3 separate regions of the Mus musculus genome follow, and all the other regions are linked to region 1. A link is a loop called in an ENCODE intact Hi-C map of the cell type or tissue named here. Cell type or tissue: heart. All regions are shown on one strand. Links, peaks and the distances in the headings refer to the core of each region. The heading gives the core; the rest is flanking DNA. Region 1 holds the start of Gm30746 (a long non-coding RNA gene). Region 2 has its middle 22 kb from the start of Gm46921. Region 3 has its middle 28 kb from the start of Gm46942.

The links. A loop is a pair of places that touch in the nucleus more often than their neighbours do. Peaks named below come from ENCODE experiments on the same cell type or tissue, not always from the same donor. Only the 100,000 strongest peaks of a DNase experiment are listed, where the experiment ranks them.
Region 2: a loop joins it to region 1, with 2.1 times the contacts of the local background. A loop is called at or near these places in 6 of 42 quality-filtered maps.
Region 3: a loop joins it to region 1, with 2.0 times the contacts of the local background. A loop is called at or near these places in 3 of 42 quality-filtered maps.

The regions. Positions count from the first base shown.
Region 1 is chr5:118,455,486-118,463,213 of GRCm38, forward strand. Gm30746 (a long non-coding RNA gene) reads left to right here and starts at 6,564. Exons shown (of 3, transcript XR_387646.2): 1 at 6,564-6,591; 2 at 6,952-7,084; 3 at 7,482-7,599. In heart, for the core only: no CTCF peak of the experiment used is centred there; DNase peaks (open chromatin) are centred at 3,696 and 4,156; H3K4me3 peaks cover 1,215 bases; H3K27ac peaks cover 1,367 bases.
Region 2 is chr5:118,510,267-118,517,994 of GRCm38, forward strand. No RefSeq gene overlaps it. Among named protein-coding and RNA genes, the nearest start is that of Gm46921, 22 kb to the left of the region's middle. In heart, for the core only: no CTCF peak of the experiment used is centred there; DNase peaks (open chromatin) are centred at 2,925, 3,905 and 4,735; H3K4me3 peaks cover 1,854 bases; H3K27ac peaks cover 2,934 bases; H3K27me3 peaks cover 796 bases.
Region 3 is chr5:118,328,519-118,336,246 of GRCm38, forward strand. No RefSeq gene overlaps it. Among named protein-coding and RNA genes, the nearest start is that of Gm46942, 28 kb to the right of the region's middle. In heart, for the core only: CTCF peaks have their summits at 3,191 (motif pointing right) and 3,413; DNase peaks (open chromatin) are centred at 3,373 and 3,573; H3K4me3 peaks cover 1,276 bases; H3K27ac peaks cover 1,345 bases; H3K27me3 peaks cover 1,230 bases.

The sequences.
Region 1 (7,728 bases), core at 1,087-6,086:
GTTATTAACAATTGCTGGTTTTGCCTTATTTTGAGCCAGCAGTCACTGAGTGGACCTGGATATGACTTTTGTATCTATCTGTAGCCTAAAGTTAGACCTGGGACCTATGGCTGTGCTGCAATCAAGAGTCACTTCTGTGCACTATGCCAGCAAAGGGGGAGACCTCCCCAAAGCCTGTAATTTGCAGCCAGCTTGCTTCCTGGAACAGCCAAACCCTTCATGGGCTCTGAGGGCTCCTTTGCAGGGAAGATGGAGTTGTCTCTCCCTTGTTTGCTCAGGGTTTAAAAAGGTATTTCCGGGCTTTGGCTAAGAGGAAATTTAGCATTTGAGCAAATCCTTAGTTGTTGATTGTCTGTAAACATCTGGATGGAAAGCTTCACCTTCAAGTCCACTGTGTGGGTCTCTTCCCCATCAGTACAGGAGAGAGCAAACTCTGATATTTGTGTAGCTATAGCTCTTGGCATTGCTACTGGGGTTGTTCTTCTTGCATTGATGTGTGCAGGGGGTTGAGGAAGAAAGAGGAAGGGAAGGAAAGGGGAGAAGCAGAGAGGAAGATGAAAGGTGCTCATGATCTTTGTAAAGATGGCGCTAACTCCATGCCTGGGTCCTCCTCTCTATCCTTCCAGAAAGCTCTGCTGTGGACCTGTGTCTGCTGGGATGGGAAAGTCTCCCAGTCATTCTAATGAATACCCACTGAAGGTCTAGCACGGGCTAAGCCCCATGTGGAACCTAGGATGTCTCCTTTAGGAAGTTTGAGTTCCCACAGGGTGAGCTCTTAGACCAAATCTCACTACACCAAAGAACCCATCTTTTATTTATTTATTTATTTATTTATTTATTTATTTATTTATTTAATCTATGTAAGTACACTGTAGCTGTCTTCAGACACACCAGAAGAGGCCATCAATCCCATTACAGATGGTTGTGAGCCACCATGTGGTTGCTGGGAATTGAACTCAGGACCTTTGGAAGGGCAGTCAGTGCTCTTAACCACTGAGCCATCTCTCCAGCCCCAAAGAACCCATCTTAAAGCAACCGTGTTCATGAAGGGATGCTGACAGCTATGAACATAACTCTTTACATTGGCTTCCTGGGCTGATCAGCTTTCCATCGCTGTGATAAAATACCAGAGGCAGATAACTTAAAAGAAAAAAAATGGTTTCTATGGCTTGTCATTTCTGGCCTGTTGCCCTTGGGTCTGGCATGCGGAAGAACAGCACGGGTGAACTGAACAGCATGTTGGATGAAGCTACTCGCACCACAGAGGTGGAGAAGCAGCGAGAGGAGGGGGAGAAGGGCCCAAGTACACTCTCCAAGGGTATGCCCCCTTTAATGACTTGATTCCCCCGACACCTCTCAAAGTGTTTACCACCCCACAACGCTTCCACTAAGCACATTGCTAAGTGTCTGCATGTAGTCTTTGCAGGTATTTCAGATACAGACCATAATAAGAGCATCCCAGTAAAAACTGATGCCTCCATCCTCAGAATCTCCCTTGGCAGCAAAGGATCCCGGGAGATGTAGTTTGCACCCTACAGCAGCAGTTCTTGGCCTATGGGTCACAACCTCATTGGGAATGGCATATCAGATGTTTACATTATGATTCATGATAGTGGCAGAATTACAGTTATGGGGTAGCAATAGGATAATTTCATGATTGGGGGTGGACATATCATCAGGCCTCAGCATTAGGAAGGTTGAGAACCACTGACTATACTATAATCAGAACCACTGACTATATTAGTCAGAATTCAGTAGGGATGTAGTGGGTAAACGGGCAGGGGGGTCTGTTTGTATCACAGAATGAAGCTCTGGTGTTTGGTGAACACACAGCAAGGTCATGGGATCTGCTGTCTGGGACTAGGTGTACCCAGCTATAACATGCCTTGGCATGTCATTGGGGGCACACAGCTTTAATACCAGCATTCAGAAGGTAGAGTCAGGTGGATCTCCGTGAGTTTGAGGCCAGCCTGGTCTACAGAGTATGTTCTAGGGCAGCCAGGGCTACACAGAGAAACCATGTCTCAACCAAAAACCAATGCCCTTGACACTGGTAGAGAATATGTATGTAAGAAAGGGTCAGGAAGATGGCTCAGCAAGCAAAGGGGCTTGCAGCCAAGCCTAATGACTTGAGTTCTGTTCCTAGACTACACAATGGCAGGAGAGAATGAACTCCCACAGGTTGTCCTCTGACCTCTACACGGGCACTCTGATACTCATATTGTCCCCCAATAAATGAAAAAATTGTAATTAAAATAACAGAACATCTTTGCCGCCCAGTTGGTATAGCCCTTGCCTAGTTAGCATACACAAAGCCCGGGATTCTGTCTCCAGCACCACATAAACGTAAGCTGGTGCTGCACACCGTGGAGGCAAATCAGAAGTTCAAGGTCATCAACAGCCACTATACAGTGCTAGCCTAGGCTATAAGCTATACTGTTAGCCTAGGCTATAAGCTATACTGTTAGCCTAGGCTATAAACAATAGAAGGGCCCTTGTGAGGCTGGGAAGGGTGGGTGGGTGTATACGGTGTGCTGAGAATAGAAACCGAGTATCACTAAGCTAAGCAAGCACTACATCAGCCCTTGGTGGGGGGGGAGCGGGGAGAAGAAGAAGAAACTTTTTTCTTTCTTTCTTTTTTTTTTTTGTTTTTTTTGTTTTTTTGTTTGTTTGTTTTTTTTCGAGACAGGGTTTCTCTGTGTAGCCCTGGCTGTCCTGAAACTCACTTTGTAGACCAGGCTGGCCTCCAACTCAGAAATCTGCCTGCCTCTGCCTCCCAAGTGCTGGGATTAAAGGCTTGCACCACCACCACCCGGCAGACATACCTTTTTCATTTTGAGGCAGGACTTCACTAAGTTGCCCTGACAGGCCTTGAACTTGTGATTCTCCTGCTTCAGTCTTTCACATGTCTGGAGTATTGAGGCTGTTATCCTAGCAGTGGGAAGACTGAGGTGTGAGAATTGCTGCACACTTAAGGCCAACCTGGGCTACATAGTGAGCTCCAGGCAAAGCTAGAGCTATACATCATAGAGAGTGATAGAGGTAGATTAGAAAAAAGAGAGAGATGACAGATAACAGACAGATAATAGAGATAGATAATAGATGATAAAAAGATTGTAGCTAGACATGTGATAGATTAGATAGATGATAGTTAGATAATAGATGATAGATTGATAGACAGATAGACAATAGTTAGATGATAGATAGATAGATAGATAGATAGATAGATAGATAGATAGATAGATAGATAGATAGATAGCCCGCACCTGCCCTGAGCTCTTGCTCAACCGGTTGCATCTGCAGCGCAGGCTGCTGGGCTTTCTTTCCCACTGCTATTTAGTAGCAGTTGTACTGACATGGCCGGGTCACCTCGACCTCCTGGAGGGCGCTTCAGGCTGGGACTCTATTGCCGGGCAGACACACAGCCCTTGACTGCTCTGTCACATTAGCTGTGGGGTACTGTCATTGAGTACTTTCACAGAGTGCCTGGCTAAGCCTCCTTCGGTCTCCTCCCCCAGAGAGAAAACAATAGGCGGAATTTTAATGGGGTGGGAATAATCGGGGACTCCGAGAATGAATGGAGGGGGAATGAATGAATCACCACCCTAATTTCTGCCTTCTGAGGCAATAGGTGTGCAGTCTCCATTTCTCAGAGCTAGGGGAATGTCTGCCAAAATAAATTAACTTTCCCACGTCAGTGAGTCATTTGGCTCGCGTTGCAGCCTCGGAACTGAGAGAGAACGGGAGAGACCACAGGGCAGGGAGGGGCTGGACTGACTGACTCAACAAGAAGGAAGCAGCATATGAGCTCTCTCTCTCTCTCTCTCTCTCTCTCTCTCTCTCTCTCTCTCTCTCTCTCTCTCTCTGCCACTTTATGTCTATCTCCCACTGCTTTCCCTCTGTGTGTGTGTCTCTCTCTCTGTCCGTCTCTGTCTCTGTCTCTCCCTCTCTCCCTCTCTCCCTCCCTCCCGCTCCCCCACCTCCAGTTCCAACTCCTCAGAGGTAGGTGGTCTGGATGTCGGAAGCTCCCCCTCCGGACACACAAAGTGTGGCAGGGCCAGGCTGAGGCTCCCGCGCCCCTCTCTTCCATCCGGTGCTCTTGTCCCACGGGTGCCAGACCTTGGCTATTCCCACACTCCAGCGGCTGGGGAGCTTCAGGGCAGAACAGCAGAGATCAAAGCCAGAGCCAACAGGTCCTTAAGAAGAAAGGGCTGGGAGGAGCCAGCTGAGATGGACTTAATTACCGACTCCTCGGGCTTGGGGTTTTATGAGCAGTTCTGCCTGTCTCCTAGAAACCGGACCAGAGGCAGTGAACCCAGCATAAAAGAAATTGATGTGAGACAGGAAAGGCAACTTTCTGACCTCTGAAGTGACGATATTCCAACAGGCCCACTCTCGCGCTCAAGCGTTTTCTAGCTCCTTATTATCTGTAGAAGGCAATAGGTCTCAACGTTGCCCTTAAGAGCATGGGCTTTGCAACCTGGCCTGGTGTTGTTCGCCTTTAATCCTAGCACATGGGAGGCAGAGGCAGGCGGATCTCTGAGCTCAGGGCCGGCCTGCTCTACAGACTGAGTTCCCCCAACAGTCAGGGCTATACAGACAAACCCTGACTGGGGGAAAAAAAATAACAAAAACAAAATAACATGGGCTTTGGGAGTCTCAGAGACCTGGGTGGAGGTCGTAGCAGGGGGTGGGGGTAAATTATCTTCAGTGAAATTGACTTTGTAAAATAGTGTATGATTGTGTCTTGGTGTTTTAGGAAAGGTTGCCGGAGCCATATTCCTTCTCGTAGATCCCCACATCCCTGAGCACTGGCATTTCCTTCTGAACACTTAAGTCTAGATAGATGATAACCCACAGTAAGTTCTCATCAGCATCGAACATCACGGGCATCTCTGGATGTGGAAAGTGCACACATTTTCCTTTTTCACAGAGACTGAATTTAGGGCCACATATGTCCCCAGCAAGTACTATAATGGTGAGTCGCACCCATCACTCAACACCCCCCCCCTTTAGTTAAAAAAAAAGTCAAGATTTAAATACTTTTAAAAGGAATTGTATGTGCATGGTTGCTTTTCCCACACGTGTATGTCAGTGCAGCGTTTGTGTGTCTGGCTTGGGGGACGATGTCCGATCCACTAGAACTGGAGATACTGGCAATCATGAGCCACCACGTGGGTGCTGGAGACTAAGCTCAGATCCTCTGTAAAGGCAGCCAGCTCTTAACCACGGAGCCCTCCCTCCAGACCTTTTTAAACTTTGGGACAGTGTCTTATTCTATTTCCCAGGCAGGTGTGGAACTTGAGGTCTCCTCAGTAGCAGGGACTGACAGGTATGCACTTTGAGGTCTGGCTTATCAAAATGGCTTCAAATCATTGTTTGAATAAAAGTTCTTGGATAACCCTTCCTCTTCCTCACTCCATTTTTGTGAGGGTGTGTTGTGGGTACATCTTAGACACACACACACACACACACATTGTATGTGTTCTCATGGGTGTGGGTACGTGAGTGTTCTACCTTATTCATTGAGGCAGGGTCTGTCCGTCAAGCCTAGAACTTCCCCGTGTGGCTAGTCTCCCTAGTCAGCTTGCTCTGGGGAATCTCCTATGTCAACCTCCAGAGGCTGTGTCAACTACAGCTGATCACACTCACTCAGTGCTTAATCTCCAGCCCCTCCATATGTGTGTGTGTGTACACGTGTGCTTGTGTGTATGTGTTTCCCTCCATGTGTGTTCATGCATGCATGCAGGTGCAAACATGTGTGTTCCTGTGCTTGTGTCTGTGTGTGTGTGTGTGCATGCGTATGCACGTGTGTGTGTTTTTCCTCTCTGACTGTCTTGCAACCTTGGACTCCCCATCAGGATGAGACAATTTCCAAGCAGAGGGGGGCGCAGCTCTCTAGGGCACCTAGGTCATGTTCTCTGCCCTCCCAAACACCCTACAAATGATATTTACAAAGTAGTGAGTCTCAGCTTCTTCTGATATTTGCTGAGGCGCCTCCTCTGTCACAAGAAGGACTTTGAATCGACATTAAAAATCCTGGTGTAGCTGAGAGGTGAGGGATTGAGGCAGGCATGTGCAGGAAAGGAAGAGCTGGCACTCGGGTCTGGGATTAATAAGGTTAATTTCACAGTACACCTTGTCATTTTGAATTGAGTCGTTCAGTTGAAGGGGAAGGACGAAGGCATGTTGTTTTATTCTGGGGATAAATGGGAGATTAATTTTTAAGTCTTATTTAAATAACTCTCAAAGAGGTGCTAGAGATGAAATTGCTTTTAATTGGCCGGCTGCTTTCCAGCACTTGGATGCTCAAGTGCTCGGAATGAGATCTCTGGTTGGTTTTAAACTTGAACTTGTCATCTCGCTGTCCCACTCTCCATCCCTCCGAGCCTGCGAGTTCAGCACTCTTCCCTCTGATTCAGGGACCTTCTGCCTGGCTGTGGACCCCATCACTTCCTGCTTCTAACCACCAGACCCAGGCAGCATTGGGATACACACTGTTTGGGAAGGAACGGGCTCCTGTCTTTTATTTATTTTTATTTTACTTTTCTTCTTCCATAGGCAAGAGCATCTATTAGCGCAGCGAGAATGGTGAGAACTAGAATCATATTCCTGTTCCTCCATCCCAACTTCCCAGTCATTGACCCCCCGGGGCAAATCACTTAACATTCCTGAGTCTCAATTGCTGAGTCTGTGAAGAGGGGCCTCCAAGGGCTGGGGTGTGTGGCTCAATGGTTAGGGTGCTTGCCTGGTACCCACAAAGCTCTGAGTTCTGCCAAAAACAACAACAACAACCAAAAGAAATGGGCAGAGGAGTCCAGGGCTTACTATCAAAACTGTAGCCAATATTGTGCTAAAATGTTTAAGGCCTGGTCCTCCAAAGGAAACAAAGGAAATCTGAAGAGGACCAAGTGTGAATTTCCACAGTGTAACTACTTCCCTAATTGCTAGGATCCAGCTGCTGATACAGTCACCAAACATGGAAGAGCTACACAGGGCCAGGCTGCAATTTCTCCTCCCAAGTCCAATGGAGCCCATTGCAGCAAGTGAGACATTTGGAATATTGTTACCATTGGATGTGTGGGTACGTACTTACACACACACACACACACACACACACACACACACACAGAGTTTTATTTTGTTTGTTTGTTTGTTTGTTTGTTTGTTTGTTTTGAGACAGGGTCTCTCCGTGTAGCCCTGGCTTTGCTGCAACTTTCTGTAGACCAAGCTAGCTTCAAACTCACCAAGATCCTCCTGCCTCTGACTCCCAGGGGTTGAGATTAAAGGCATGCACCACCACACTCAGCTTGAGATATAACTTACAAAGGGTAGAGGTGTATTTCAGAACTTGTCTAGTGTACTCAAGGCCCTACATCCCAGACCTTCAAACAAACAAAAACACCATGCAAATGAGTTTCAGTTTAAGTCTCTCTCTCTATTTATTTTTAACCATTAACTATGCTTCCTTGCTCTCTCAGATTGGATACCCTGTGGGGACATGGGGACCAGATTAGGAGGAGGGACACGTCTGCGGCTGACTGTGTACAGATGTTAAACATCCGTAGTTTGGATTGAGACCTGGGTTCAAACTCTGCTTCCGCTCTCAGGCTTCCCGGTGCTCATCCAGGAAGAACCCATCTATCACCTGCATTTTTTGGCTGACTGAGAGGACATGGAGGGAACTTCCAGATGCCTGGTACACAGTAGGGCATCAATTCAATAAAT
Region 2 (7,728 bases), core at 1,610-6,609, 55 kb after region 1:
GAGCCTGAACCTCACTCCTTCCAACCAAGCAAATGAAGCAACAATCCTGCAGCTATTGTGATCTTTTTTGGTTTTCCTCCTGGAATTCCCAGTGTACTTGAGTAACAGATATTGTTGTTGTGGTGGTGGTGGTGGTGGTGATGATGGTGGTGGTGGTGGTGGTGGTGGTTATATTTGTAGTTGTTTTGTTTTTCCAACTTAGGATCTGGCACTTTATCTACAAGGCCGAGATTTTTAAAAAAAAATCTGAAAATTTAATTTTGTTATTTTATGATCTTGCCTGTAAAATATGTGTGGGTATACAATCTCCAAATACTCTCTCTGCTAAAAGTGGGAGGTTTCTCTCTCCGCCTCCACCCCCCCCCCCCCCGACTTTTTTTTTCTTTCTTTAAACAAGTGTAATCCTCTGGATATTGTAAGATGTTTTAGTCATTAGAGACATTTAAGAAAAAAAAAAAATCTCAAGTGAAAGTCGCTTTTATTCCCCCCCCCCAAAGGGATACTTGCTCTAGAAAATGCTGCATTTAAAAGAAAAAAAAAAAAAAAGACGCCTTATGAACAACCGGCCCACTAAGTGTTGCTGGGTTTGTGGGGGAGTGGAGCAGAGTGAGCCAGAGGATGGGGCTATGCAAGGATTGGGGGTCGGGGAGGGGGGATGGCAGAATTTGACTTACTCATCAGCCAAACGTAATTCTTAGTTTTTCCTACTCACTCGCTCAATCAACAAACATTCTGTGGCTCCGCCTTATATACAGGGATACACTGGGCAGACAACCGGTCAGCAGCAATGTGTTTTTAAAAACAAAACAGCCTCTAATGCAACCCAGGCTAGCCCTGAACTCATTATGTAGCCAAGCCTGTCCTTGAACTCCTGATCCTCTTGCCTCCACCTCCCAAGTGCTAGGCTTGCATCACGCCCATTTTTATTCAGTGCTGGGAGTAGAACCCAGAGTCCCCTGCATGCTAAATAAGTGCTCTGCTCACTGAGTGACAGCCCCAACCCTGGCTATAGATACCTCCATGGCCTCCTAAATCCTTAACCCTGTAACTCCTCTGGGAGTAGGCATTCTAATGCTCTAGGGCAGGAACTCTCAACAGGGTGTGAGGCTGCACCCCAGGGGATTTGGACAAGGCCTGGAGACATTTTGTGGGTGTTGCAACTGAGGGACCTGGGCTGCTCTAATCACAGAAACTTGGATAACATCACTTTCACAGAACAATCTGCCACCAAGTGAACTGGGCAACCCCAAGGTCTAAAGGTTCAGTAAATAGCCTTGTCCCCCACCCCAAGGCCTCCCCACTGAGGCTTCTTTAGAGGCAGCAGTGTCCCCAGGAAAGCTGAAAAGACAGTGACTCAATTTTTCTCTTTTCCCTGCTGGGCTTTCTCCTTCTGTACAACTCCAATGGAGAGAGTGCAGCCATTGCTATGGGACTTACCCATTGGTATCTGCAGCATCTATGAGGTGGTTAGAAATAGAGCCCCAGGCTCCATCCCAGACCTGCTGAATCTGAACCTGAAATTTTGAACATGAGCCCCACAGGACCCATGCATGCATTATGCAGTGTGAGAAAGTGCCTGTCTCACCTGATAGGAAACAGAAGTTTTAAGTGACAACTTTGATAAATGCTGACATGGAATCCAGTCCCCCTGGGGTGGGGTGGGGTGGGGGTGGGGGTCAGGGAAGGCTTCCATGAAACATCAGCCTGGAAACTGAGCTCTTAGTGAGTCACAGGAAGTAGCACAGAAGAAGGTTTCTCCAGAGGGAACAGAATAAACAAAGGCTCAGAGGCAGGCTAGAGGTGGTAACCCAGGAGGTAAACTGCTCACAGGGCAAGCATAAGGACCAGAGTTCAATACTCAGCAACCACATAAAAAGCCAGGAGTGGTGGGTACCCTTGTAACCATGGTACTCGGGAGGTGGAATCAGGGAGATTCCTGGGGCTCACCAGCTGCACAGTCTGGCTTTTTAGGCAAGTTCAAAGCCAGTGAGAGATCTGATCTCCAAACAAGATAGATGGCACCTGAGGAATGGCAGGGGAAGTACACACACACACACACACACACACACACACACACCACACAATATACACACATAAATATACACACAGACACACACAGATACATACATACAGAGAGACATACACATGCATATACATGCACATACACATACACAGATATATATATACAGTATACACATGCATACACTGTATACAGAGACACTTACACAAAGACACACAGATATACACACAATATACACACAGAAATACATACAGAAAGACACATACACAGAGATATATACACAGTACACACATGCACACACTGAACACATAGAGACACACATACACAGATATACACACAATATACATATACACAGATATACACACAGAGACACACATGCAGAGGGAGAAATACATAAAGATACACATGCGCATACATAAACAGACACATACACAGACACACATAGAAATACACAGTACACACATAGAGACACACATATATACAGAGACACACACAATAGACACACACAAATAAATACACCTAGAAAGAGACACACACCGAGAGACATATACCAACCAAAATATACACACATGGATACACACACACACATTCAATCTTTAGCAGGAGGGACCCCTTCTCTGCTGGAGAACTCATAGAAGATTTCCCCTGACCCCTGTGAGGGAGAAATAACTGGAGGTGAGAAGCCCCCACCCCCAGGATGGGGCTCTGGTGCCAGCTGGATTGTTCTGCTGGAATGTTCCTGCTAGAGTTGACCCTTTAGCCCTCTTCTGAGGTAAGCTGGTAGGGGAGACCACAGGGAAGCAGGTCTAGAAGGCAAGATGGCTTTCTTAGCAATTTAACTCTGTGAGATCCAAGCAGGTCAGCAAACTGGTCTGACTGACAGTGGTCACCACTCCAGGAATGGTAATTATCCCAGGTGACCCTAGGGAGCCATGCCAGTAGGGACAGTCCATAACCCCACCCCCACTACCTTTAAGTTCAGGCTACACAGAGTCACTTGTGTCAATATATTGTTGTACAAATTTGGTAGTTTATGACATGTCCTGGCACCGTTGAGACCCAATTATGAGAAGCCAGAGTGGAACTGGGAACCCAAAGTTGGAAAAGCTGTTAGCTTCTGGCAACGGATCTCCTCCAACTTCGCTGTTCCTGGCCTCAAAACACTTAACAACAAAAATCCATTTTTAATGAGAATTCTTTCTCTTTTTTTTTCCTTTTATTTTAAACCAGCGACTTCACACTTTGGGCCAGCAGACTCCAGCCTCCCTTACAAGCAAGAATTGACTCTAAACTGATTATGGGGGGCGCGCGGGGGGGGGGGGCGTGTCCGGTGGGCTGCCCGGTCAGAGTGGCTGAGGCAGTGATTGACTGGGCATTAAGTCATTTGGTTCCCACTGTCCTTCAGTACAAGCCTGGCCAGCCGGGCCAAGTAAAAACTCATGAGAGTCATTTTTATCACACAGGCAACGACTGCCTGGCTGTCTGAGTTTCCGTCTCCCCAACAGATTACGAATCTTACAAACCATCTATTATCCACTCGGCAACTGGCAAACGTGAACTTGGCCAACACCGAGGCAGAACGCTGACAGAACGCTGAGATCCAAGTCAGAAGAAGTGGGAGAAAGAGAGAAAATTTCAGAGACGAGCCAGACAATTTCTCAACCTGTAAAAACATGTTGTATTTACCAGGTCTGGTACGGAAGCCAAACTTGGGGCTCGGTGTTTGTCTTGGGCCCTGGGCCTGGGTTCTGTCTGATGCTCCCAGAACACTACGCCCCTCCTCCCTCTCCTCACATCTGATGATTGGCGTATTGTTTAGAGACGAAGAGGGACGATCTCGCGCTCCGGAGGAAGCTGGCAAGAAAGTTCGATTCTATAAAAAGAAGCGCGCGGTCAGGGTTCGGTTTCCTATTCTGACTCAAGGCAAAGAGACTCAGAAATTCCAACCCAGAGGGTCAGGATGGGCTCCAGAGCCTGTTCCCTCGCCTCCTGCCTCCTCCCTGTTCTCGCAACTGGCCAGCTGGGATTACACAACTCACACTAATTTTATTCCGCACGCGGCTGTTTCTCATTAGGAACCGGGATTTTTTTTTTTTTTTTAAACCTCTCGGTGCCGTGTCACTCGCGCCGGATCCAGGTGAGTAATTCCACTTCAGAACAGGAGCATTCTATTCGCACCGCAGGCGGGACTCTGAGAGACGTGCGTTTGACGCGTCGTCCAGGCAGAGACCTCCATGTTTTTGCTCGCGGTGCCAAGAGCCAATTTTCTCCTCTGAATTCCTAACTCACCAGTCTCATGGGTTCTATTCCTATTCCACTGGGGAGGAGGGAGGCGAGAACACTTGAGTCAACCCGGAGAATGTTTTTTGGATACCCAGTACCTGACAACGGCTTCCGAAGGGGTCTGTCTTCTCTCCCCTCGCTCCCCCTGCCCCCTTTTAAAAGCTGAATTCGCCAGATGTTCTGAGAGTATCTAAAACCTGGCTTTCCTGTCTTCCACATGCATTATGGTGTTGGATCCAAATCACAGCACGTCCTCAGTGGTTCTGGAGAACTAAATGAATACAGAGACGAACCTTTCTCTTAAGTGTCTGAAACCATCAGACCTAGGTGTTCGCATCCCGGTCCTTGGGATGCCTCTGGACCAAACTCACATTTGTAAACAGTAATGTGGCTTCCTAACATTAGCCTCACGCACCCTCCTTGTATATTCTTGGCTGTGTACCAGAGGAGGCAGAGCAGCTGCATCTCCCTAAACTCTCTGGGTAGAGTGAAGTGCAAGGGATGGCTCACTTGTGACTTTACTGAACCTGAAATTCGGCTGGGGGCAGGGCTCAATGTATATAGAGCACTGTAGTGTATAGTGTTATGTGCAGAGTCCTGGCTTTGATCCCTAACACCACTAAAAGAAAAACAAACAAACAAACAAACAAAAAACAAAACAAAACAAAAAAACAAAGGAAGGGCTTCAGCCACATCTGGAGAGAGCTGGGTAGGCAGTTGCCCTCTTGTCTTTGGGACTCCAGGCACCCCTGTGCCTAAGGAAGGTAGAACTCCCCCCATCCCGCCAAAGCTCCCTCTGGCTGGTACCCTGCTTTGCATAGAACAAGCCTGAGCACACCATGCCACCTTGCTAGGCCCTCGCCAGAATCCAAGAATGGCGCATTAACCAGATGGAATGCAACATGCATGTAAAGAAATAAGAGCCGTGCCAGGAAAGTTGGCAGGCTTTCTGGAATGCTTTAAACAGTGTGTGTGTGGGTAGAAAGAGTGAGCCCCGAGTCGGCCAGGCGGTCTCCTTTTCTGAGAGCTGTTTCCTTTACAGCCATAGCCTGTTTAACCAGTCAAAATAAATACGGTGTTAAAGGCCCCCCTTCTACTGGCTCCTGGTACCGAGCGGTTTGTCAAGGCGTTTGAAATATGACCTGGGCTCATTGGGGGGGGGGGGGGGCGTGGACTTTTAACTGAGTGGAAGAGACATGCCCCTTCTATGGGGAGGGGGAGGTTAGTGAAAGGGTCATTGAGGCAATGTTCTGAGCAAAGACACCCAGGAAGAAGGAACCACCACAAGGTCCTCACTGCTGGCTTGGAAATCAGTACTTCTAGGTGGCTTCATGCAAGCTCAGGCTGACTTTTAAGGCTTTCTGTCGCCAACAGCTTCGGGAGGAACAATGAGACAGATTTGCACAGCAGTTGGTTGTTTCTGAAGGCACCTAAGGGGAGAAAGAGAGAGAGGAGAGAGAGAGAGAGATATGATCCAGGCCTTTGCTTTATTATTATTAATGTGCGCCGTCATCATACGTGTTTGCGTGTGTGTGCACTAGTGTGTGTGTGTATGTGGATAACACAGGGTAATACTCTGTAGATATATATGTAAGGCTATGTAGTAACAGGGTTACATAGGATCTCACTATGTAAATCTGGCTGGCCTGGGTCCATCTGCCTCTCTCTGCCTCCTGAGTGCTGGAATCTGGGATCAAAGGCACGCACTAGCATTCAGTTCTGCCATAGTTTTGGAAACTGCCTCTCTCCTCACTGAACCAGGAGCTCTCTGATGGATGACCAGGAAGTCTCAGAGATCATTCTGTCTGGCCTTCTCAGTGCTGGGATTACAGCAATGCCCAGCTTTCTTTCCGTGGATGCTGGGGATTGAACTTGGGTCCTTTTGCTTGTGGGGCAAGTGCTATATCTGCGGAGCCACCTAATCACCCTCTGGGCCTTTGCTTTATCGAGAAAAAGTCAGTTCTAAAAAGCCACAGCCACAGTTCAACCCACGCTGGGCATTTAGCTTCTCAGATCCCCATAAACAGCCCTAACCACTCGCAGCAACTTGCCACGATGGGCAGCCAGGAAGGGGGGACTGGACAGAATCTTAAGCAACTCTGCATTCCAGGGATGGCAGATGGTCTCAGAAGCATTCCGCTAACTCCCATGTGGGATGGGAGTGGAGGTGGGGGAGGTGGGGAGGGACCTGGGAGGTCATGGGCTGTCTTTGCTCTTACACATAGAGGAGCCAAGGCTCAGAGAGAGAGAACCACTTATCCAGGCTCTCCCAGCTTTGGGAGCAGAAGGCCTTAATGATGTCTAACCCAAAAAGCCCCAAGGGCAATGTTAAGGAACCAACCCTATCCTCAGAACTCCCCTGGCTCAGCGGGCAGGCAGGTTGTTACATTCTCTGGTGGCTAGGTCAAGGGTGAATTAGCTTCCTGGGCTGCTGCAAACAAATCAATGCCAGCAGGACACCTTACAACAACACAAGGTATCCTGCTACTGTTTCTGAGCGCAGAAGACTGCAACAAAGGTGTCAGCAAACACACACTGCCAGCACCTGCCCGCGGGAGCAAGAGATAAGAAGAGAGCATCCTGATTCATCTACTGATTCAGCCATTCATCTCCCAAAGGCTCCAGGAACGCCTTTCTGCCTTACTCGATGGGTTCTGTCCTTCCCATGGCTGCAAGGGGTCTAACCTTCACCTCTGTCATCAGGTCTTCTCCTCTTGTGTGTCTCTCGTCCTTCTGATCTCTGACAAGGACATGGGTCATTGAATTAAGACGCTACACTAATCAGTGATCTATCTAATCGCAAAGATCTTTAACTTTGTTATACCTGCAAGGGCCCCCTTTCCCGGTTAAACTCTAATGTTTCAGGGCTCAGTGGATAAAGGTGCTTGCGGACACGCCTGGTGACCTGGGTTTGATGCCTGGAACCCACCTGGTAGAGGGAGAGAACTTACCGCCCCTCCCACAACCCACACACAGGTTGACCTCTGACCTCGACATGCCCATTATGGCTCCAGCATGCCCACGCACATACGCACACAAAATAAATTTTAAAAAAATGCAATGAAGTCACAGGCCCAGATTCCAGGGGTTTGGCTTTTTTTTTTTTTTGGACATTTTTCTGCCCATGACTAAGATAAGTCAGGACCAGATCGATTTGTACAATGAGAGTCCTTGACTTACGAGATCTACATACAGTCTGTGGTAGATAATTTTCTCCCTCCAGTTTCCTCCCTTGATGTGGTGTTGCTAGTCTTAGTTACAAGGGAGAGGTACCATATCTCCAAAGCTACTACCTCCTTCAAAAAACAGAGGGGGGCACACCTGGCCATGCACACCTGCATCGCCCAATGTTTGAGAGATAGAGTGGGCGGTACGGGAAGTTTGAGGAGGAGGAGCGAGGCTGACATATCCTAAGGAAAACCATC
Region 3 (7,728 bases), core at 1,077-6,076, 130 kb before region 1:
GCTTGTCAGCGCTGGGGAGATGGGGTGGATTATTAGTGGTGGTACCGCCCCTGCCTCTAACAGCCTTTGTGCCACTGGCTAGAGCCAGGGGTCCCTGGGGCTGGGTCCATGCTCAGCCATTTCCAGACTGGGAAAGAGCCAGGTGTGTGTGTGTGTGTCTGTGTGTGTGTGTGTGTGTGTGTGTCTCACCTCTGGGCACCCAAGACAAGGGTAGGGGCAGTTTACTTCGGATTTTTTTAAATTCTTGGGGGTCACTGTTCTACACTCCAATTTTGCCGCCACAGACAAGGGGTTTCCCAGATGTAGGAGGGAAAGGGCTGTGCGCATCCTAACTCATCTCTGTTCTCCTCTACCTCACCTTCGTTAGCTATAATTAAAAACAAACCCTTGAGAATTCTCCTCTACAAAAAAGGTAGACGTCACAAAGTGGGAGCAAACTTGCTCCCATCTTCTCCCCACCCAGCGGACACTTGGCAAGTAGCCAGAGGTGTCGCAGGCTTGTCACAATTTTTAGGGAAAGGCTCACAGTGGTATCTAGTCCATACAAACCCAGGGTGCTGCTCAACAATGCCCAAGACAGTTGCCTTCCAACAAGGATGGTCTAGCCTGAATGGTACTGAATGCCTGACCACTGTAGTTAAAACAACAAAAAGAAACATGGATGAAGGAACATAGCAAATGTACTCAATAAAACGTTAGCATAGCAGTGATTTCTAGATTCAAGCACTGGCGGCTCCTGCTTGGGCCACCTGGAAGGATTCTAAGGCTCTAAAGCAGCTCAGAGAGACAGTGCGGTGATTGATTAGTAATGTCTGCTGTGGCCCCATAGCAGAGAAAGGGGCAGCCCTGGTTCCTTGTATTTTTCTGACCCTGGCTAGGCAAGGGAAACATCTGCCTCTGCTCTGACATTCTGCAATTCTAAGGTGGGGCTTCTGCAAAGTCGGTCTTCAAAGTTCCGCAGTCAGCATTATTTACAGAATATTTAAACAGAGCAGGATCCTGCAGGCTTGTGTGGTTGGGGTGGGGTGGGCGAGCTGAGAGCCAGGAAGACAGAGACTCTTCTGTACAGGGTAAGATGGAGAGATGCTGAGAGCGAATAGTTGTGCCTCTAACCTGCACCCTCCCCAAAAATTCTCTCATCTTGGATGGGGCTAGAATTTTTATCTTTAGAATAACTCCATCCGATTAAAACACTGTATTCAGCTGCACAAATATTACCACAAAGAGGCTAGCATGCGACCCAGCCCTGGTTTGGTAATCTGTTATCCTGTCTATCAGAGAACAAGACCCAAGTGGCACGGAATGAGGTGAAAGACGGATTATTTTTAAGAGCAGATAAAGGGGGAGGGGGAGATAGAAGAGAGGACACTAGCCAGAATACCTGTGTGGCATAATTCTAAAAGGGTGACATTCTCAACGGTTATCCTACTCCAGGACCTTGGGAGTTGAAACCTGAAGATCCCATGATCCAAGAAAGCATGTGATCTAGGACCAACAGATGTACTGGGTCACCCTAAATTGCCCTGTGGCCCTCGTTAAGCTCTACCCCTCGAGCTGCTGTCTGGATTCTTTTTCTGGGTAGGCTCCTCCTTTGATTACCAGTCCTCTGTGGCTCCCCAGGACTCCCAGGACCAAGACAAACTCCTCCCCACAGTTTCTGAGTTGGGCCTAGAGCAGTGTCCTGATACCATTTGGCCCTCTTCTCTCCTGTAATGACCCCTTCCTCAATAACTTGACCTCCTCTTTGCACTCTCTTATGTCCCCCGCATTAGCTCGGGGACCTATGTCATGGATGCGCTCGGAACTTTCACTGGGAGCAAAGAGTTTAACTGCTTCAGCCTTTGCGTTGTCAGATGTCCCTGGTACTGATGCTGGTGTGGGCTATGATTCCTAGTTTGTGTCAAGAGGAATCCAGCTTGTCTCAGGTAGTCCTCAGTTCCTCTGGAGCATGACAGCAAAGCAATCAGGAACATGGAGATACCCTAAATGAAGAAAAATATTTCCTCCCTTCCTCTCTCCTGCCCTTCCATCTTCCTTTCTTTTATTCTTTAAAAAAAAAAATCCCTAAACAGTTTCATATAAATCACTGGATAGATTCCTGTTACGTTTCTAAGAAGCAGGTCGAATGGACAGACGCTGTGCCCATCGGACAGATAGATAAACCGAGGTGCCAGTCAGAGCTCCTCCACAAGGAGTAAAACAAAGTATCTGGGTGAGGCAGAGAAGGCCCAGTTGGTGACTGAATTCTCACTAACCCACTCCTGGATGTGAACTTGCTCCTTCACTGGCCCCTCCTCAAACCATTTGCTAATTGCTCTTTCCCCTTCAGGAAGAATGACAAGCACAGATTGTCTCTAAGCCCCGCGGTTCAACCTCTTGAGATCTAGTGACTATTACTGCCTCTTTACACACCGTGGGAAACTGAGGCTTGGGGGGGGGGGAAGACAATTTGCCCGAGGTTTGGGGAGCGGGAGGGGCGGGGGGGGGGGGGAGCTGATGTCAGGCTGCAGGCCCAGAACTCTTGTGGCTTCTATTCTTTGTATCTTCCTTCTTTGAGACCAGACTGACATCAAGCTATGTAAAGTTGAACTTCTGATCCTCCTGCCTCTACCTCCCAGTGCTAGGAAGATAGGTATGTTTCCGCTATGCCCTGTTTATATGACATTCGGGAATCGAACCCAGGACTTCATGCATGTTGGGTAAGTGCTCTATCAGCTGACGTACATCTCCAGACACTTGGGGCTCCTGTTCATTCTGTGGCGATAAATATATCACTTCCACGAGGTCTAGACTGGGCAAGTGGACATGCAGAAAGAGCGTGTACTGCCCGCCAGGCCCACGCGCGACCTTCCATCCCACCTGCCTTAGGGGCTACTGTGGAATCCGAAAGAAATGGAGGCCGCGGAGTCACGTGGTTAGCTGATGCTGGTGTGGCTGCCTGCGGGGAAACCAAGCCCGGGCTTTGCCTGGTGATACCATCTGGTTTGTCTTTTCTGCACGTGGGAGCCCTGCTGTCCCTGAGGATGAATAATGGGGACAGGGAGTCTCAGGTCACCTAGCCACAGAGCACTTCTCCAGCGACTTGGCTCATGATCTTAACCACAAATCCGGGGGCCAGGATGAGGGGGACTATCGTCCCATCCATCTGAGAGGTGGGGAGAGGGACCCAGGGCCCCGGAATCCCACTGGAGACGCTACTGTCATCACAGGATGGGCAGCAGGTGGCGCCACGGCCCTGGTTTAACAAGGACAGTGGGCTGGAGGAAAAGGGGAGGGGGGGGGAATCCAGTATGAGAAGCTAGTGGAAAACAAGGACTTAAATGAACAATTTGTTCCAAAACATTTGCCTTGTAACGGGGTCATCTATAAACTCTGGGGTTTCCTGTTTGCAGTGGAGCAGGCTGGCCGGCGGGTGGTCTCCGTATTCCCTGCAGCCAGGGAGACTCTTTTGAAGGCTGGCTCAAGAGCTCAGGTCCTCTTCTCCACCCTCTGGGCCAGACTGGCTCTGAAATTTCCCAGCTTTTGTGCCCTTAAGTGAGATCCGGTGGCGGAAGCCGCCGGCGGCAGCAGCAGCAGCAGCGGCGGCGGTGGCGGCAGCGATCCGTCCTGCGATCCACTTTCCAGAACGTTAGGTTCCAAACACTGGGAGGAGGGCGGGCTGAACTCCGAAGTCATTTCCAGAGGAGAGGCGGACTCTGATCTCTGCCTACCCTCTGCCGTCGGCCTTGTGCCAAGGCAATAAAACGAGGGAAAACAATAAAATAAAAGAGGTGAAGGTGGCCGTCTGAGGGAGCTGCTGCGGTCACTGTGGCTGCGGAGGGAGATGCTTGGTCTCAAGCCCAGGCCTGGTTATTTGGGGCACAGAGGTGACATGACTTTCCGCTATTGGAATCACTTCATCATAGGCTCCGGGGCAGCCAGACAGGGTGGGGGCTAGGGGTGGGGGCTGTAAATCAAGTTGTCGTTGAGCCATGTGACCTGCGATGGGCATTTAATGTCTGTGAATGTCAGTTTCCTGTGTAGATAACTGGTGAACGGTAAACCCTGCCACGCCAGGAGTGATGCTCACAGATTACTTATAGCAGGGTCTTGGGTACCTCCGGAGGAGGTAAGCAAGTCTATCTTCTGTTGTTGAGAGCCAACAGGTTGTCCACATAGGCCACCACAGGGCTGGAAGCATTGAAGGGAAGGTAACTTACACAAAAACACCTTTGCTCATCTAATACAGGCATATATGACAGTGTCCTGCAAGATGACAGAGTAGAAAGTCCCTGTTACCTAGAGACAGTGGCTTAGTGTCTGTTGTACACACTGGTGAAGAAGCCCAGAGCTTCTGCTAGACAGCGAAGTGCTTAGTGCCCATTTGACCTTGACAAAGTGCCAATTTATGCATTCATGCATTTAAATTATTATTTTGAAGGGTTTTGTTGTTTTTCGTTTTTGTTTTTTGTTTCCTTTTGAGAAAACTATGTAGCCCTGTCTGGTCTGGCACTCAGAGATCCTCCTGCCTCCGCCTCTAAACTGCAGTGCTGAGATTAAAGGTGTGCGACACCACGGTTAGTTTTTGTTTGTCTGTTTGCTTGCCTGCTTGGTTCCTCTTTGGGAACAGATGTATACCACCCATCCCGGTGCCAACAACAAATCCCGGGCTCCTTCCATGCTAGGCACCTGAGCTGCAGTGCTCTGCCTCTATAAGCAAACATGGACTGTAGGGTTACCATGCCTTATGCCAGCAGTGGCTGGATATACATGCAGGGTAGCTTGGCTGGGCCTAGTGGCAGACACTTGTAATCCTAGCACATGGGAAGCTGAGGAAGAGGATGGTGAGTTCAAGGCCAGCTTGGTCTACATAATAAGATACTAGCTTAAAAAAAAGTCATGGCAGTGTGTGTGTGTGTGTGTGTGTGTGTGTGTGTGTGTGTGTGATATCTCAGAGATTAAGAGCACTCTCTAGTCTTCCAGAGGACCCGAATTCAGATCCCACACCCACATGACACCTTACAACAATATACGGCTTCAATTTTAGGGAACTGTCACCCTCTTCTGCCCTCTGTGGGCACTGCACACATGTGCACACACCATACATGCAGGCAAACACGAAAATAAGTCTAAAGTAAAGGCCAGCTTGGTGACTCAGAGCACCAAGATTTGTGGAAACACACCTTTACCTCATGTGGATATGTGTCTGTTGCCCACCAGCCTTACAAATATAGAGAATCATGTTTTCTCACCAGGAGAGCCAAGCCAGAAGTTTAGTTGGCACCACATAAAGAAGGAAGCAGCTATAAATTGGGCTCCTAGCTGGGATAGAGGTTGTAGGGACTGTAGGGGCCACAACTCAGCTGCATGACCTCAGTTTCCAGGCCTCAGTTTCCTCATTTGCCCAAGAGCAGTATGTGGTGGACACAAGGAACTACTGATTCAAAGGTCTGTGTCTTAGGGAGTGTTTTACTGTTGTGAACAGACACCATGACCAAGGCAAGTCTTATAAGGACAACATTTAATTGGGGCTGGCTTACAGGTTCAGAGGTTCAGTCCATTATCATCAAGGCAGGGGCATGGTAGCATCCACGCAGGCATGGTGCAGGAGGAGCTAAGAGTTCTACATCTTTGTCTGAAGGTTGCTAGGAGAAGACTGGCTTCTAGGCAGGAAGGATGAGGATCTTAAAGCCCATGCCCTCTATGACACACCTACTCCAACAAGGCCAAACCCACTCCAACAAGGCCACGCCTCCTCCAACAGGGCACACCCACTTCACAAGGCCACACCCATTCTAACAGGGTCATACCTTCTAATAGTGCTGCTTCCTGGCCCAAGCATATTCAAACCATGAGAGTCTGGAAGGTCAGACACATGAAAAGGGAGGTGTCTGGGAGTGACAGAGGCTCTGGCTCAGCTCCAGCTTCTTGGAAGATGTTGATAGATTTGTGGAAAGCCAGGATCTGCGGAGATGGCTCAGTCAGTTACAAACACTAGGACTTGAGTTCAAGCCCCAAGAGCCCATGTTTAAAAAAAAAAAAAAGCCTGCGGTGGTGGGGCACACTCATAAGTCTAGCGCTAGCGGAGAGGAGACAGCTGGATCTCAGGGACACGCTGAAGTAGTTTAACCTAACCTACTTGGTACAAGCCAGGGAGCGACAGTCTTGCAAAAAGTGGATGTCACTTAAGGGGGTAACACCTGAAATTGTTCTTTGGCCTCCTTATGTAAGCGCACAGATGTGTGCATGCGCACATGCAAGAAGCCAGGAGTTTGGGGTCTGTAGGAAATGCTTCAAATCGTACACAGTACTGGCAGAGCAATCCTGCTCTCCAGAGATATCTTGGTTCTTAGGCTCAAGGTCCTGTGAATTCAGGTAGCCCTGAGGGCCCCCACCTACCCTCTTACTATTCTGCTATGGTCTAAGAACCAGGGACATATCTCCTGGCTTCTTCCCCATCAGCTCAGGCAAAGCACCTTCTTCTGCAGCTATCATTAGAACTTCAAACACCCCATTTAGGTGGGGTTTCTTTATGTCTTTTCTCTGACTTGGAATTAGCCATGTAGATAGATGGCCCTTAACTCACAGAGATCCTCCTGGCTCTGACTTCTGAGTGCTAAAATTAAAGGCACTCACCACCATGTCTACCTTTTTGCTTCTTCCTTTTTCTTAACAAAAACAACCATATTTTTTTTCTAATGACACCATTTATATTCATTGAATGGATGGATGAGTGAATGGATGAATAAGTGCTGGATGTATGGATGCATGTGTAAATATGGATGGGTGGTAAATGAGTGGATGGATGGATGGATGGATGGATGGATGGATGGATGGATAGTTGGGTGAATGAATGGATGAATTGATGGATAGAAGATATATGAGTGGACAAATGGACAAGTGGTAGATAGATGGAGAGATGGAAGGATGGAGGGATAAGTTGATGGATTTTTATCTTGATTATAAAATTATCAAACACAGAAGGGTCACTACCTTTTTTGTGTAAATAGCATTGCAATCAATTTCCTTATACCTAAACATTTAATTACTTCCTTGATTATTTCTTTAGGGAAATTTCCTAGAAGGAAACTAATGAGCGAAAAGGTGTGGCTTAATTGAGACCCTCAGTGAAAAAGGCTAAATTGTTATTTAGAAAGGCTCTGCCAATTAATATTCCCATAAACATTGTAAAGGGATGCCCTTCTCAGAATACTTTGCCAAACCAACTTGTGTAACTTGAAAAACTTTGATAATCTAGTATCTGTTTATTTAAGTTTGCACTTTTGGCACCCATGATCTCAGAATGCAGGATGGGTGGATGAGTAAGTGGATGAATTGGTAGAGGTACAGAAGAGTGGGTGGATGGATTCGTGGTGGGTGTGTGGGTAGGTGGATGGGTTGATGGGTGGACAGATAGATGTATTGGTAGTGGGTGGATAGATAGGAGGATGGATGGAGTTACCTAGAGACATTTTCAGTAGAAGGCTGCCTTGTTAGTATCCTTTAGATCACAGCAGGATTTACCCTTGCCCATCCTGGAGCAGGCAGGTGCTGTGCTTCCAGCATGTTTCATCCTTTCCCTAATGCCTGGAAACTAGGTATAATTTAGTTTGGAGGCTCAGGCCTGTTTGACATCAGAGTATCTGTCCATACTTCTGTTCTGAAGCTCACCTGAGAGGAAGAAAGCTCATCAGCATGGAAATCAGTCCTTTATCCTTTCCTTCCATCCAACCATCCACCTACCCACCC